Regions from separate parts of the Mus musculus genome. Here region 1 is linked to region 2. The links are chromatin loops, found by intact Hi-C in ENCODE. Cell type or tissue: left cerebral cortex. All regions are shown on one strand.

The links. Hi-C counts contacts between places; a loop is a spot of excess contacts. Peaks named below come from ENCODE experiments on the same cell type or tissue, not always from the same donor. Only the 100,000 strongest peaks of a DNase experiment are listed, where the experiment ranks them.
Region 1: it touches region 2 in a loop (2.5-fold over the local background); 1 of 42 quality-filtered maps calls a loop at or near these places.

The regions. Positions count from the first base shown.
Region 1 is chr5:3,541,583-3,545,582 of GRCm38, forward strand. Fam133b (family with sequence similarity 133, member B) reads left to right here and starts at 2,251. Exons shown (of 11, transcript NM_001042501.1): 1 at 2,251-2,365. The coding sequence starts at 2,342. In left cerebral cortex, a CTCF peak has its summit at 2,189 (motif pointing right); DNase peaks (open chromatin) are centred at 2,210 and 2,472; H3K4me3 peaks cover 1,367 bases; H3K27ac peaks cover 714 bases.
Region 2 is chr5:3,342,619-3,346,618 of GRCm38, forward strand. Cdk6 (cyclin-dependent kinase 6) reads left to right here and starts at 1,275. Exons shown (of 8, transcript NM_009873.3): 1 at 1,275-1,353; 2 at 1,501-1,981. The coding sequence starts at 1,749. Gm36470 (predicted gene, 36470) reads right to left here and starts at 941. Exons shown (of 4, transcript NR_168898.1): 1 at 680-941. In left cerebral cortex, a CTCF peak has its summit at 1,926 (motif pointing right); DNase peaks (open chromatin) are centred at 235, 506, 1,015, 1,259 and 2 more places; H3K4me3 peaks cover 2,346 bases; H3K27ac peaks cover 449 bases.

The DNA of each region.
Region 1 (4,000 bases), 200 kb after region 2:
GGCTGACAACTGTCAGCATCGTCAGTGAGCCACAAAGAAAGAATAGGCTACTGCTCACAGACTCTCTGCATTGGGTACAAAGCAAAAGTAGTTAATCATCACCTTTAGTTGAAAGTAAGGGATAAGGAAGGAGAAACAGAAATAAAACCTTGAGGCCAAGTCCATGGTGGGCAGTGAAGCTGGTTCCCCAAGAACAATCAGCACTGAGTGGTACTAGAAGAACCACCATGGGTTATATTCAACACAGTTCGAGAACTGTCTTAGGGATTTACTGCTGTGAACAGACATCATGACCAAGGCAATTCTTATAAAGAACAACGTTTAATTGGGGTTGTCCATTATCATCATGGCAGGAAGCATGGTGACATACAGGCAGACATGGTGCTAGAGAAGCAACTGGGAGTTCTACATGTTGATCCACAGGCAGCAGAAGGAGAATTGTGTCACTGGCCATAGTGGAGTCGGAGACATCAAAGCCTGCCTCCATCGAGACACTTTCTCCAACAAGACCACACCCACTCCAGCGAGGCCACACCTTCTAATAGCACCACTCCCTATGGGCCTATGGAGACCAATTACATCCAAACTAATACAGGACCGTTTTAAGAAAGAAAGTGGAGATTGGAATATCTGTTGCAACAATAGAGGGTGAGAAAGGAGAGAGTCTCTGTCAGCGAGAAGAAGATTTTCTTTGAGGTACTGGATTCCATGCAGGGCCTCGCACATGCTAGGTAAATGCTGTATCACTGTCACTGGTGTTACTCGTAAACTTTTATTTCCCTAAATTAAATGTCATCTCTGAGGCTTACTGCCTCAGTCTGCTAACCTAGGCCTGGTCCTGGAAGCCTCTGTGCAATCTAATATAGGCCTAGAATGTTTTACAGGCTCTGATAAGTTACTGCTGAAAATATTCACCCTCTCTTGTTCTTTCTGAACTCTGACTGGCTGGTTCAATTCAGCTGTTCTGGCTCAAATTCCTCTCCAAGCTGACTGGTTCTAACTGGCTTCTCTCACTTTCTGACTGAATTGCTCTGATTGGCCCCGAGTTAACTCTGGCAACCTGTTCTAATCTTCTGGCTCCTTCTCACTCTCTGACTCATTCTGTCTTCACCCGTGTCTAGCTTGTTCTCTTTTCAACCCATCTCAGTAAAACTGCCTCTCTCCTCGCTTTCTCTCTGCACTGCTCTCCTAAGTGGCTTCACTGCCTCTCTCCTGACAGTTGGGCATATTCTATATAGTCTATTTTGTCAGGTTGTTCTCTGATTCATCACTTTGTCTGCCACTCAATTACACATAACTTTCAAATATGGGTGCTTCCTTCTACAAACTAACTTTACCTTCACTGTTTGGGATTAAAACTGTGTTCTAAGTGCTGAGTCATACCACAACTAGAAACAACTGTTTTTTAGTAAATAATACAATCTCAGGTTTCACAGTGTGATCACATATCCTGCAGCATATACCAGCCTTTTTCCCTTTGAATTTTACTTTACACAATGTCTAAGTTACCCAGATCAGACTTGGACTTACTTTGTTGCTCAAAATAGCCTCAAACTCATGATGTCTACCCACCCACCCCTCACCTCATATCCATGAGGTCTGGGGAAAGGCTAAAGGATTTTCTTCAGTATAATGAAAGTCCCATATTTCCATTTTCTAAAATTTCAGAAAGGATTCTGATCGATTTTATTCCTGATGCATTCATGTTGACATGAATCCATAAGTCACTTTTTCTAAGCCTGTGAATAGTCAGAGAATATGGTGTATTAATTAGTCTCTAGAGTCTAGACCACTTCTGAAGTTTAAGTCCAATCCAGATAATCCCATAGCACCAAAGCAGTAAAGTCTAACCTGTGTGTGTTTATCTCCCCCTATGAGTTAATAAACACACCCCTTAAAGATAAGGATTATGTCTTAACTATATTTGACTGGTCCCAGACTCATTTTTTTAAGTTTTATGACAATTTTTTCCATTAGACTTACTTTATGTGTTTGCCTACAGGTGTGCAGTGCGTGTGCCTGGTACCCACAAAGGTCAGAAGAGGGCATTGGATACCCAGGAACTGAGTTACCGATTTGACTACAGAGTGGGTCCTGCTCAGGAATGGTTAAGTGGGTCACAGGAATCCTGCTGCAGCTCCTGGGAACCGCAGGCGGTCGCTAGCGCCGGGCTGTCCTCCGCACCACCAGGGGGCGCCGTGGCGCATACGGTCTCCCCGGATTGGCGGGGCGCCGCTCTCTGGGCGGGGCATAGAGGTGGTAAGAGGACTCGCGGCGGGCCGCTTCGGCTTCTTCTCGGGCCTGCTCCCTCGGCGGCTTCCCGCGCCTTCAGCCGGCCACCATGGGGAAACGGGATAATCGCGTGGTGAGTATTCGGCGGGGAAAACGGAGCAGTGAGGCGGGGCCGGGCGGCAGGCGAACGAGCGGAAGCCGTCGCCCGTCGCGGCGGGGCTGGCGGCCGCGTCGCACTTGGGGCCCCGAGACCCCGCGCCGTGCGATGCGCGTGCGCCTTGCCGGTCCTCAGCGTCCTGCTCGGCCGACCCTGGGGCCTGTCGCCCCGCAGCGGTAAGGGCTGTGAGCCGGAGCCGCCGGTGCCGAGAGGCCCAGACCCAGCGCAGCGGGACCACGGGGATGGGGGTGGGGGACAGGGATGAGGGCTTTGGGGTACTCTAGACTCCAGTGCCCTCGGAAGTTAGTGACTTCTGAACCCAAGTTTCTACCTGTGGGAATGGGAGTCCTCCTTAGTCACCGCTTGACCACAAAGGCAACTGCCCAAGCGAACGCGAGTGGGTACCTAAAGAGCTGCCCGGGAAATGACAGTGTTCCCCGCTCTGTCTTAAAAACAACAACAACAACAAAACAAAAAACAACAACAACAACAACAAAAAACGTCCGTTTTAGTTTCTTGTGGTTCTGTCGTGGAAGCTCGGTGGCCACTAACCTTGCTCGCACTGTGCAGGAATGTACTTTCCTCCTGGCTTCAGGACGAGACCGTAGAATGAATGGAGTTGAGATGAATAGAATAGAATAGACCAGTTGAAATGGTCTATGTGTGTGGGCATCCAGAGTTCGACATAGTGCTTGGACTATTAATGTCCTCAGACACATCTCACCTGATTCCTGGAGATTTTTCTGTTTTGTTTTGTTGTTATTAATGATGCTATCGTTGTTTTAAAGATTATAGGCTTGCTTACAGACATTATTACAGTTTCTTACTGAAATCCAGACTTTCATTTTACTGGAAATTTTTATTTACACATTCCTTAAGGCATTTTCAAAACCTATGAAATTAGTCTCGTTTACTGGAGGGTGTTGACAGCTCTGTACTGTTCTGTTCTGTTGTCATCGCACAATATGTTCTAGTAGCATTTTGTTTGCACTTAAAAGATTCTAAGACTGAAAACATTACATCAAAAGGTGGGAGGTGTTGGAGATGTAATGGAGAACTAATACTTAGGGCAGGGTAAGGATGCTTAAACTGTGACCAGAACTTGTATCATTTGCTACTTGGTTCAGTCCTCATGGATCTTGATATCTCCCCCAGCCCCCCACACCACCACCAGCCCCAAAGTCTCACTTTTTAACAGGACTTTTAAACCACAGCTATCCTATACATCCTGGTCCCACACATAGACAGCTTCTCCATCATCAACATCCCCCACCGTAGAGATACAGGTGAACGTGCAGTTATCTTTCAGGAATCACATAATCCTATGATACTGTGCATAGTGTGTCTTTAGACACGTTACTAATGACATCAGCCACTATGATGCATTGCCACCACTTTGAAAGACTTTGCTTCAGTCACACCTGCTCCTCAATCCACCACAATCACTGTTCTCTTTACTAGCTCCATAGTTTTCCAGGACTAGAGTTTGAGTGTCTGCCTCTGAAAATACTACCTGTTCTGACGTTTGTTGTTGTTCTCCAGAAATTGAGAGGCAATCCAGTTCTTTTTCTTACATTGGTGATGCCCTCATGGTTTTAAAGATTATAGGAT
Region 2 (4,000 bases):
CTCCTGGAGCCTAGGCTGGACACCGGCAGAGGGGGAGGGCGGGCGCCAAGGCCGTTGCTCCCGCTACCTGTGTGGCCCTCGACCTGGCTCGGACCCCCGGGTGAGGGCTGGAGGGTCCTTTCCGCAGCTTTTTAGGAAAGCTCTCAAAGGAACGGGGAGTGGCCCTGCCTTGGCCGGGCGGTGCTATGCTGGCATCCAGTGGGGGTCGCTCCATGTGTTCTTTAATACCAGGCAGAAGAGCGTGGTGGTGGGGGGGATGGGTACGGGGCAGGTAAACGCATGCAGACCGTTCCGGACACGCGGCTGTGGTGGAACAAGGTCCAGCCCAGACTAAGGCCGCTGTGGGACGGGAAGGCTCACTCGGTCATCCCTAAACAACAGAACGGGGAGGGGGCGCCCGACCGCGCGCGTGGGACCTAGCCTCTGGCCTTTGGAGAACAGAGCGACTGTCTCAGCTACCGACATTCAGCCGCCCAGGATACCGGGCGGGGATTCGGAAGTCTCGACACAAGGGCAGCCCCTTCTCACACCGGGGAGACCTACGTTTACTGCCCCCTACCCCCACCGTCGTAAGGGCGGTTGCTTTTGCACGGCTTGAAAACTTAAGGACCAGTCCCGATTAGCTAGCAAAGTCCCGAAGTTACTTTTTCAGGACAGGACGAGTGAAAGTGTGACGTACCTTCCTTTCCCACATCCTTCGGATCTTTGTGTTTGTGTATGTGTGAGGTGGGGAGCACGACACTACTCCCCTTCCAGGACCCCTCGCTCTCCCACCTCTAGTAGCCCCAGCCCTCCCCTACCAGATGGTCTGTCCTCGCTGAGTTTCCACCAGGGAGGTCCTCCGAATCGGAGGCAGAATTTCGTCTCCCACTAAGCTTGCCATACCCCAAAGACCATTTGTGAGAGCGAGTCCCTTTCAAATGTCTCCCTGTAGAAAAACTGAAAGTAGAAAAGAAAGGAAGCAATTTCCGAGCAGATGTCTGACCACCCCTACTCGCATACTCGCAGCATCGGGTTACAGGGTTCTAGGAGCCCCAACCCCGTTCTGCGGCCCCACGTGGGTGAACCCCCGGTGCTTTTACGCCAGCTTCCGAACTCCCCCAGGTCGCCCCATACCCTGCACGACCAGGCCCCTGGAGTCAGGGAGGGCAGCGGAGAACAATAATATAGGTATAAATATTGAGCCGTGACATTGACGCGCCCGGCGCCTCCCCTCCCCCGCGCTCCGGGCACACTCTGGGCTGCTCGGCACGCCCCCTCTCGTCCCGCTGCGTCCCGCGCTGCGCTCATCCCCGAGGGGCCCCAGCAACCTCTCCTTCGTGAAGACTGCACGAGCCCTGCTGTGGAAGAAAAGTAACTTGGTTTTTCTCCGAGAAACCCGGCCCGATTAGGCAACCAGTGCGAGTAGAGGGAGGAGGAGAGGAGCTGGTGGAACCCTGTGGAAGTCTCCCGGGCAGTCTGATCACACTTTCTCCTTGTCCTCCGGTCTCCTCCTCCTAGGTGCAGAGATTGTGGGCAGACTATGTAATCGCTGCGGAGGGGGAAGAGGAGGGATCGGCGCTCTCCTGCGGCGGCGGCGCGGCGACTCGGCTAGGCGGAGTTTCGCAGCGGCTGCGCCCGGCTTGCACCCGCGGGCGAGAAGGTCGGTCCGTCTAGCCCGGCGGCCGCGAGTCCGACTCCCCGAGGCGTGTAAGGCAGCGAGTGAGCACCCCGGTTCCACTGTGCCGCACCCGCAGCCTGAAGCCAGCATGGAGAAGGACAGCCTGAGTCGCGCCGATCAGCAGTATGAGTGCGTGGCGGAGATCGGCGAAGGCGCCTATGGGAAGGTGTTCAAGGCCCGCGACCTGAAGAACGGCGGCCGCTTCGTGGCTCTGAAGCGCGTGCGAGTGCAGACCAGTGAGGAGGGCATGCCGCTCTCCACCATCCGCGAGGTGGCGGTGCTGAGGCACCTGGAGACCTTCGAGCACCCCAACGTGGTCAGGTGAGCCGGGAGCCCTGGCTATGGGGTCCGGGAAGGTGCTGGGCAAGGGGCGGCTGGTGGCCCAACTAAAGTTAAGAGTTGAGTTTCCCCAGATAAAACCGGTGACTCTGTTAGACAGGGCAGAAAAAGAGACCTGCGGTGGCTTCCGGGCAGCCAAGCTATTCTGAAGAGCTTTCGCTCTGCGTGCCCCAAGGGTTCCGGGGGGGCGTTGGGTGTCTTTTAGGGACAAAACCAGACAATCCCTCCAGCCCTTACTTAACTTTCCCCGTCGGTGGGGGGATTTTTGAGAGACAGAGTGAGATAGTTATCCAGCTTGCAGATAATTAGAAGGAAACTTTAAGGGTGGAGCATAATGTAAATAAAGTTTAAGAAATGTGTAAGAATGTGTTTGCCAATCAAACCCACAGTGGTGACTTTTTTTTTATAGTTGTAGAATGGTTTCTGATGGTCTTAGAAGTTCAGAAGTTTAGACTCTGACACCTAGTGTTAAACATTGTTTGAAAAATGTCTTTCAAGGCTGGGTACTGGGAACACTGAACCAGGAAGATCCAGAGTTCAAGACCCTCCTGAGCTACAAAAGACCCTGTCTGAGAAAAGAAAGGGAGGGAGAGTGGGTGGTAGGGTGGAGGGCGATTGCTTCTCAAAGGGTTTTCTGATTGTATCATTTAGTATCTGTGGACTGGTATGATCTGACTTAGAATGCCTCTCTCATTGGTTAGATGTGAGTCTGTGCTTTAGATTTTAAAGCCTCTGTTTTCCCTGGAAGAGTTGTGCAGGTGGGTGGGGGAGGCATTCCTAACCCAGTCTCCTGTGACTGAAGATAATGGTGTTTTCTCGAAGATGCTGGGATTTCCCCATTGTGCCTTTTCTCATTCTCTTTTTTTAAACAGATGCATAGCTGGAAGTTAAAAGGGAATGCACAGACTTTTCTACAAATTAGGTGATGAGTTAACATTCTCAGCTCTTCTTTTTAGAGGGATGATCTTGGCGTCTTCATCCTGTCTTCTCATTCCTGTAGGGATTCCTTACAACAAATATGTGCCTACTGTATGCCCTGGGATGAAGTTATGTAAATAAGAACAGCTAAATATTTTTGTAAAAGGCAAACAATGTAACATTAGTCATCAAAAAGGAGCGACCCGAGACTGACCTTTGAAATACCAAGCCCTCTAGGACTCAGAGTCTACAGAATCTTCCTGGGAGGTGGTTGTTAAAGGGCTTTTAACTCCTCTACTAGGCTGGGTGTTCGTTTTGTTTTTTGTTTTTTGTTTTTTTTTCTGTTTATTTATTTGTTTGTTTGTCTTTTGGTGGGGTTGGGTTTTTTGTTTTTGTTTTGTTTTTGTTTTTGTTTTTTGCTAGCACTTTGTTCCCAATATAATCAGACTCACAAGTGAATCATACTACATAAATAAGTAAAAAGCCAATGTAAATAAAGGGCCGCCATTATACCTATGCTTTAGTTGGGTGGCAGGGGTATGTGGGGTGCAACAGCAAAAGATAATGAGACGAGGGAGAATGAGTCTTCTAGAAAGTCAGGTTTTACTAAAAGTGGATTACTGTCTGTCTGTCTGTCTGTCTGTCTGTGTCTTGCACTTCAGAGAGGTCTGTGATCCTGAAAGTTGCCTGCTGGCTCAGAGTCATTCACTACCCTAGAGGATCACTATAGCTGTAGGAAAGGATGACTTTCAACATTAGAATTTAATATCAAATTTCGTTTGTCTGTTACCTGTGGGGTGTCCAGATAAAAGGTAATAATCATATATGTAAATAAAAAGTAGCATTCCTCCAAACAAACACCCTTGTATAACCAATCATTGAGTGCAGTTCAATACAAGTCCCTGTAACAGAAGAGTTTTGGCTAGCTCGCTCACCCTGTTCTCCTGTTTTATCCTCCTGTGACTGGTGTGTCTCTAGATGGTTTTTAGTTGATCCCACAGTGGGATTTTGAATTGTGAGTTCAGGAGCATCTGCTTATATGCAAAAAGAAGATGCGCTTTCTAAATTTATTTTACCTCGTTT